Linked DNA regions of Mus musculus: regions 1 and 2 are each linked to region 3. A link is a loop called in an ENCODE intact Hi-C map of the cell type or tissue named here. Cell type or tissue: heart. All regions are shown on one strand.

The links. Peaks named below come from ENCODE experiments on the same cell type or tissue, not always from the same donor. Only the 100,000 strongest peaks of a DNase experiment are listed, where the experiment ranks them.
Region 1: a loop joins it to region 3, with 1.9 times the contacts of the local background. A loop is called at or near these places in 4 of 42 quality-filtered maps.
Region 2: it touches region 3 in a loop (2.2-fold over the local background); 4 of 42 quality-filtered maps call a loop at or near these places.

The regions. Positions count from the first base shown.
Region 1 is chr13:44,912,679-44,915,178 of GRCm38, reverse strand. Jarid2 (jumonji, AT rich interactive domain 2) reads right to left here. Exons shown (of 18, transcript NM_001205043.1): 13 at 1,893-1,998; 14 at 1,346-1,528; 15 at 803-933; 16 at 232-415. Among named protein-coding and RNA genes, the nearest start is that of Dtnbp1, 88 kb to the left of the region's middle. In heart, a CTCF peak has its summit at 1,371 (motif pointing right); a DNase peak (open chromatin) is centred at 2,088.
Region 2 is chr13:44,906,770-44,909,269 of GRCm38, reverse strand. It overlaps Jarid2 (jumonji, AT rich interactive domain 2), which reads right to left. Exons shown (of 18, transcript NM_001205043.1): 9 at 1,684-1,776. Among named protein-coding and RNA genes, the nearest start is that of Dtnbp1, 94 kb to the left of the region's middle. In heart, no CTCF peak of the experiment used is centred here; a DNase peak (open chromatin) is centred at 1,349.
Region 3 is chr13:44,838,746-44,841,245 of GRCm38, reverse strand. The region is part of intron 2 of Jarid2 (jumonji, AT rich interactive domain 2); the gene reads right to left. Among named protein-coding and RNA genes, the nearest start is that of Jarid2, 110 kb to the right of the region's middle. In heart, no CTCF peak of the experiment used is centred here; DNase peaks (open chromatin) are centred at 535 and 1,135; H3K4me3 peaks cover 1,261 bases; H3K27ac peaks cover 1,235 bases.

The DNA of each region.
Region 1 (2,500 bases), 74 kb before region 3:
GGGTGTTTCCCAGTATGAAGGTGTAACAGAATGTAGGTGTGGTACTAAGTGGTATAAAAAGCAAGGGATTTAGGGGAGTGCACCAGTACTAGATAGAACTGCCCACTGTGGCCAAGTGACTCCCACTCCTGCTACCATAGTGAGAGGAGGCTGGGGTCTGAAGGAAGCCCTGAAGTAGGCCTGGTGTTGAGGCCGTGGTGGGTCACACTGGGCTCTCACACATACACTCACCATGGACAGGTAGCACAAGTGCTGGCAGATCTGGCACCTCCTTTCTGAAGTTTCCAGCTGTAGCCACTTTCGAGGCTTTTTCTTCCCATCCGCCACTGTGCTGTTGCCGTCGTGGCTGCCATAGCGTGCAGAAGAGTGAAGGCCAGCCTCGAACAACAGCCTGCGCTGCCGCAGCTCTGTATCCCTGTGCAGGGAAGTGGCGGGTGTCATCAGAAGGTCAAATGCCCACAATGAATACCTGCTCCCACTAAAAAGGACATGTCATCACCCCTTTAGACTAGACTACAGGGTCAGCCATGGGGAGAGAGGCCCAGCAACCTTCCTTTTCTATACTATTATTACCAAAAGGCAAGTTCAGCACTGACCCCAAAGAGCTTGGGAGCACTTTTCATTATCAGCTCACCAAGAGCTTCCCATTATCAGACAGGAAGATGGAGGAATAGCAGAGGACCAAAGGAAAAAGTTTCAGTCCTTAATGAGCTGCAGGTGGCCTGCAGTTCAGGGAACTGCCACCTGCTTCTTCCACCTGGGCCTGCTTCCCCTGAGGTCCTGAGACCTGGGTCTACACTACCTGAGCTCATCCAGAAGGGCTGAGATGGTACTGAGGGTGGGACCATTTTCCTTTTTTGCTTCTGCTTGTGCAATCTGGTAGAGCAACTTCTCCATGGAGAATGGCTTAGCTATATGGCGGCGCTTCATCTCCTGAAAGAAGAACCACCTTTACAAAGGGTCTGTTTCCATGATTAAGTAACAGCTGAGGGTCACAGTGGCAGAGAAGCTGTGTGAGTTTCTAAAGTGGCCATTGGACCTAGATTAATGCTGTTAGATGTTCAACCATTGTGCTTACCTGGAGAATAATAGTACTGAGTACCCGATTCCAAGAAAAGTTCTGGCACCTCACTGCCAGCATGAGGCAGAAGCACAACTATATTTGAGTGGTCCCCACAACTGTGGCATGGCCAGTATAGAAGTCAAAAGCTTAATATAAACCTCAAAAACTTTCCTATAAAAAGTTCCAGGCATGGAGGCTCTCCAGCACCGAATGACAGCACCTCAGAGACCTACGGTTGAGTCAGTATCACATCCAGTACCTAAGGACGCCTGCTCTGCTTACCTTGGCAGTCTCGAAGCCCATGCTTGTCCACTGGGTGGTAGCAAAGTGCACTGTCTCTGAGACGTTGTAGCCACAACATACTTTGGACACAAAGGATCCCGGGAAGCAGACGACAAACTGCCCACTCTGCTGTACAGTCCTGTGGACCTTGATCCCCTTCTTGCACAGCACCTCTGGGGAGATCTGGGGAGAGAGTGCCAACTGAGAGATGCATGGCCCTTGCTGCTCTGCTGGGCAACCCCTCTGCACCATGGACCCCATGGACACCATCCAGGTTATGGGGGAAGTTCAGCTGTACAGGAATTCTGACGGAGGGACTGCCTAACAAACCAGATTATGATTATCCTTCAGAAAATATCAAACAAGGCAATCATGAAAACACAAGTCAATGCCAGCCTAATAGTCAATTTTCGGCAAGGCAGAACCCATGGTGCACACACAGCTTCCTCCTCCTTAGGCCCAAAAGACCTTTTGTAGCACATCCAGGCCCAAGCCAGCATTGTCAGGAGCTGACAACAGAATCACTTTCTAACAATAATAGACCTACCATTACATTGCTCTCCAGCATCTGCAGCCCTGGGGTACCATTGCCCTGCAGCAGAGTGTGGACTACGTCCTCCAGCTTGTTCTCCTCCTCAGCAGGAATGCAATACCTGGGGTGGTGGAAAGACAAGAGACATTTGATGAGACCTCTGTGGGGCAGCCAGGCTGGAGTGCTGGCCCAGTGCCTGCTCTGTTGCTGTTGGCTGCTTCTGCCCAGCACAGAGCCAAACCACAGGCATAGCCTTACACACACTGCTTGCTTTCTATGCAGATCTGCTCCACAGGGTGAGCCAAAAGTCTTCAAACCAAAGCCAGAGAGTGAAGCCCTCTATAAATCAGAAACACACACAAGTACACACTCCCTCAGCCTGGGTGAGTTCTCTGGCACTGCAAAGAGTGGCCAAGTTCTCAGGCATAGGCACAGGATTTGATGCTGTTCGAGATGGGAAAACATAGTACCTAGGTCCCCGCTACTAAGACAACCAGGGAGGACCTGGAGCTGGTCAGGAAGAGACCAGTTGAAAAACCATGTGCCATAAAGTTTATTGATGATATCCCTGGCTCTGCTTTCTTTTATGCCATCATGAACCCAGGGATAAGAGTTCAAATAGG
Region 2 (2,500 bases), 68 kb before region 3:
AAAGAACTTACTCCAAAACTGACCTCAAAATGTACCACACACACACACAGAGAGAGAGAGACAGAGAGAGAGAGAGACAAACAGACAGACAGCTGGCAACAAACTGAGCTGATTAGATTAGGAAAGGGATAGTTTGAGAAGGCACTGCAATCAAGAGTGAAGGAATGATGTCATGTTCCTTTAAGATGGCCCTGCCTCCAACCTCAGCTGCACTTTCAATCCATTCTCCTCCCACCAAACCTTACTGTGAAAAACTCAACCAATGAGCATCCAGGATGAGACTGCAACCCAAATCCCAGGAATAGAGGCCTGTCTGAAGGGCCAAACGGCCACAAACCATAAAGGAATGCCATGTACCATTCAGTACCATTCCTGAATGGACCCTTTACTCAGAAAGAACACCCTGTGATTCAGACTGATGGATCAGAGCTGAAACCTGCAGGCACTAATGTCCAGAGGAGGCACAAGGACTGAGTCCACAGCAGCCGGCACAAACTAAAATACGAATTTCAGCAAACCTGCAATTTCCTTTATTCAGATTACAGTTTACAGCAAAATCTAGTCTTTCTAAGGAAAAAAAAAAAAATCCTAAATAGAAGCTTGTAGAGGCCTTTAAAGTGAGCTGTGGCCAGCAGTAACCATGAGCTCAACACAGGAGGGGCGACACAGGCTGAACCCTCTCAATCTGGCCTGTCTGCCATAGTGTCAATGAGGTGTCAAGAAGCAACCATAGGCTGGGCGTGGTGGCGCACGCCTTTAATCCCAGCACTTGGGAGGCAGAGGCAGGCGGATTTCTGAGTTCGAGGCCAGCCTGGTCTACAGAGTGAGTTCCAGGACAACCAGGGCTGCAAAGAAACCCTGTCTCGGAAAAAAAAAAAGAAGAAGAAGAAGCAGCCAAAACGGCCACATGGGTGTCAGACCAGTCCTGGACAGAGCTGACCCCGGGGTTGGCAGTGGATGTCAGGCTCCGGGCTACAGAGCTAGGTAGAGCATGAGCAGCAAGAGAGTTATCCAAGTTCTAAATCAGAGTCAACTAAAAAGCTGGCTGGGAACCTGTCACCCAGAAGGAGAAGCTACACCTCCCCAACACTGCTCTTCCTAGCTCTGTGCTGAGCCAGGAATCAGAACTGGCTTCTCTCCCTTCACAAACCAGCCACTGCTAGATTCCTATGTCAGCAGCTGTAGGGTCTGAAGGACTCTGCTGGGCACTGGCCAGGGAATATACACAAACAGGACCAGCTCTATTCTGCAGCACCTCACACGGACCAGCTGCTAATTGGCCCGGGCACACAAGAGCACACTGTCTTCCAACACTGCACTAACTCCAAGAAGAGAGCTGGCAGAAGCACAAACATGGCCACCTGCCAATCCCATTACATGAAGAACAGGAAAGGAGAAAAGCACACCACGACTTGAGGGGATTCCAGACATTCTCCTCCAGAACACACAGAGAGGATGGGAAGGAGGCAGTTCCCTGAGCGTGAAAACTGCCAGCTGGACCAGCGATGGAGCCCAGGCACGCCCCCCAGGCCCTTCCAGCAGACTAGGGAATTCCCAGAGTAAAATGCTTGGCTGCCCAAGCACAGACACACGGAACAACCTCTGCCTTTGTGTCCCATCATACTGCACCAAGACCCTTCCTAGTGTCACAGGACGTTGTATGGAGATGGCTAACTTACTTACCTCAATCTCTGCTGGTGCGGGCTCCTTGCTGAAACACATGTTCATGATGTTTCTTGCTGTTCGATAAAAAGTTGTTAGAGAAACAGATCTTCCCTGAAACAAAGAAAACAGAAGAAGAGTTTGGCTTAAGACATGTTATGTTAAGACATAAATTTCTGTCATAGGTCTCTGTCCAGTGGCTTCCCCATAGTGACAAAGACACACTGTGTGCTCAATAGGTGACAACACCCACCTAAGTTTGTTATCCCAGTACACTGTGCTCGGGAAAGCAACACCAAGAGGTGAGCATGAAGACAGGGGTGGGTTTGCTCTCCAGCAAGGCAAGGCTCGGCATGAGGTTGACAAGGTTACTTTCCTGCAACTTGAAACCTTTCTAAGCTCCCTAAGTACAAGAAGGATCTAATGTAAACACTACCACAGATGCAACAGACAGGGGTGATGGGCATGCCCCTGCAGCCACCCGCAGTGCCACAGACAAGTTGTGGGCACCTGGGCCAACCATGTCAGCTTTTTCCAACTAAATCTTTATTTAACATATCAGGTTTATAAAAACAACAAGAAATATTTCCTGGGGTTTAATATACTATCATAGTATCGGCTTTAAATAACTACCAACAGGCATGGAGAGCACGCCATTTCATGACAGTTCTGTGTTGCCAAAGACTCACCTAATGCTGTAAATGAGAAAGAGCCCAACCTCTAGAAGCAACACAGAAAGTCTCCTCTGTGATATTTGGTCACAGCAGCTCAGAACAGTCCTAAGACAGCGTCCTAGCGCTCATCCCACAGAACAAGTCAGCTTCCTCCGGCTCCAGCA
Region 3 (2,500 bases):
TGCCTGGTCAATCCCCAGAGAAATGTCTAAATTCATACAAGATTTAAACTGCAGATTTGGTCAAAATGGTCAACAGAGCTTAATGTGCTAAGAACGACATTAATTCTCTCTTGTAAATTTCCATGGTATCTTAGGAGCCACCATTACCCTTAGGGAAGATATAAAAATCTAAAATAATGTTAAATCAAAACACTTTAAATACTGTGTGTGTGTGTGTGTGTGTGTGTCCCTTGCCATCCATAATGGATATATAATCGGGACCCCTAGCAGGAAAACCCACAAAGGCCTATTTCTCCAACAAAAGCCAAATCAGACTGAAATGAATCACAAGCTATTTGTTTTTTCTTTTATTTATAGGAACAGACCTTCTATCCCAGGTTCCTCAAGATAAGCCACCAAAAACTGCACCTGACAGACCCGTGGAGCAGCCATCCTCAGAGCCGGATCATTGCAGAGACAGAGGAAGAAGGACAGAGGAAGGGAGGGAGGAAGGGAGAGCGCAGTGAGGCAGGCTCCGGAGCACTTGTCAACAATCCTCCCCTGTACGTAATAAGCAAGCGGCAGTGCAGATTCCGCGCGGCAATAGGACAGCCGAACACCAGCGGGGGCCAAGGGGGAGGGGAGACAGTCGGGAGAGAAGATTATTTATGTGCCTGGAAGAGAATTGAACACTGAAAAGGAGGGGGCATCTGGCTGACTTTCCCCCTCCCCGCTTTTTACCATTTTGATGAATTAAAATGAGAAAAGGCAAAAGAAACTAGCTTTCCATCCTGCTATTTCCATGACCTGCAATGCAGACAAATCAAAATTACAGAATTTCTGGCATGAGGTGGGGGAGGGGACGTTGGCGAGGGGCATTCACAATTTAATTGTACGGACTTTTGTGTCCAAGGAATGGCCTGTTGTACAGTGCACTAACCGCCCCTCGCTTCTGCACACACCCATTTCCAACAACAGTAGGAAACAGGGCAATGTTTCAATAGTATCCCTTTTTAATATCATAATCTGTGTCATTCAGCACTTGGCTTTTATTTATTTTTGTTTGTTTTTTTGGCTGGGAACCCTGGGCAGCTCTCCAGACAGACTGCAGAAATCTCTCTTCACATGCTCCTCCTCCACCTCCTCCCTCCCCCTTCCTGCAATTCCAGCCACCACGGGAGCTTCATTACTTATGAAGTGACCGAATGGGCAGGCATGGGCCACTGCCAGCACAGGACACCCCTCCCCCAGCCCTGCCTAGGCCCCTCCCCAGGCACATAAATTGATCTAATCTAATCAAGCTGAAGCTGTTTTCCCTCATTGTTTCTTGATCTTTCACAAAACAGGCTCTGTAGCCTGGCAGCTGCTGAGAGGGGTGAAAAAGGCAGGCATCCAACTGGCCTCCAGTAGCTGGAGGGAGGGAGTGTGTGTGTGTGTGTGTGTGTGTGTCTGTCTGTCTGTCTGTCTGTCTGTCTGTCTTTTTTTATTTTCAACGTCATTTATTTCCTTTGAAGCTTTTGAGCTTCATCTGACAATGCTGATGTGCAGAATACACGCTTTACACTACCCACATGCTTCTCTTTATGTCCTTCCAAGAAAGGTAAAGATGGTGTCTAAAAGCAGGAGCGGAGCACTGAATTGAAGTTCACACTCAAGGACTGGAACACCCCAGCCTAAGAAGTTGACTCTGTTTTTCTTACCTTTCTGGGCTCTTAAAATATAGTCATAATTTAATTGCAAATGGTAAAGGCAGATACTAGCTTTCCCTGGGGTATGATGCCTGACAGTTACCATGGTCATTTCTTAGATCACCTAAGAAATTTCCTGCATTTCAGCACTTCCTGAAGAGGGAAGTGACAATCTCCTCTGAAGCCTGTAATACCCACATATGGAATGGTGCGAATCTATTGTATAAATGATAAAGCTGTGGCTTAGAATAGTCTGGTTTCCAACCACACTCCAAGTTACCATGTCTCTTTAGACAGGGGGGCCATTCAAGAATCTCCCCACCCCTGTTTCCCTCTTTGCAGGGCTCCTCTAGGCTCTTCAATACTGAAAGCACCCACTGCAGAAAACTGGAAAGAAGATGGGCAAGATACTTTGGTGATGACCAGTTCTGGGGAAAGTGCAATAGAGGAAACCTATCACACATACAGTTGGAGAGAAATGAAGTTTCAGAATCTAGTTTCCCTTAATACTCCCCAAGATCTAAGATGGCCTTAGCTCACCATCTTGTCCAAACTGGAACTGAACTGACAATTCTCCTGTCACACATCCTGAGTAGTGGAAGACTAGATACAAGAACATTCCTGGCTATAAAGTTTTACAAATATGAGTCTTCCATGAGCTTTGGTATCTGTAAGGAATCTCCCAACAGTGTCAAAGGATGCCTACACCCTAATGATCCTTTTGACCAATTTCTTGTAATGATCCTGTCACCTAGGTGTGATTTATTAAAACAAGATCCAAAAAGGTGGAAAAAAGGATACACTGGGCTAATATTTGACTTTTATTAATATAT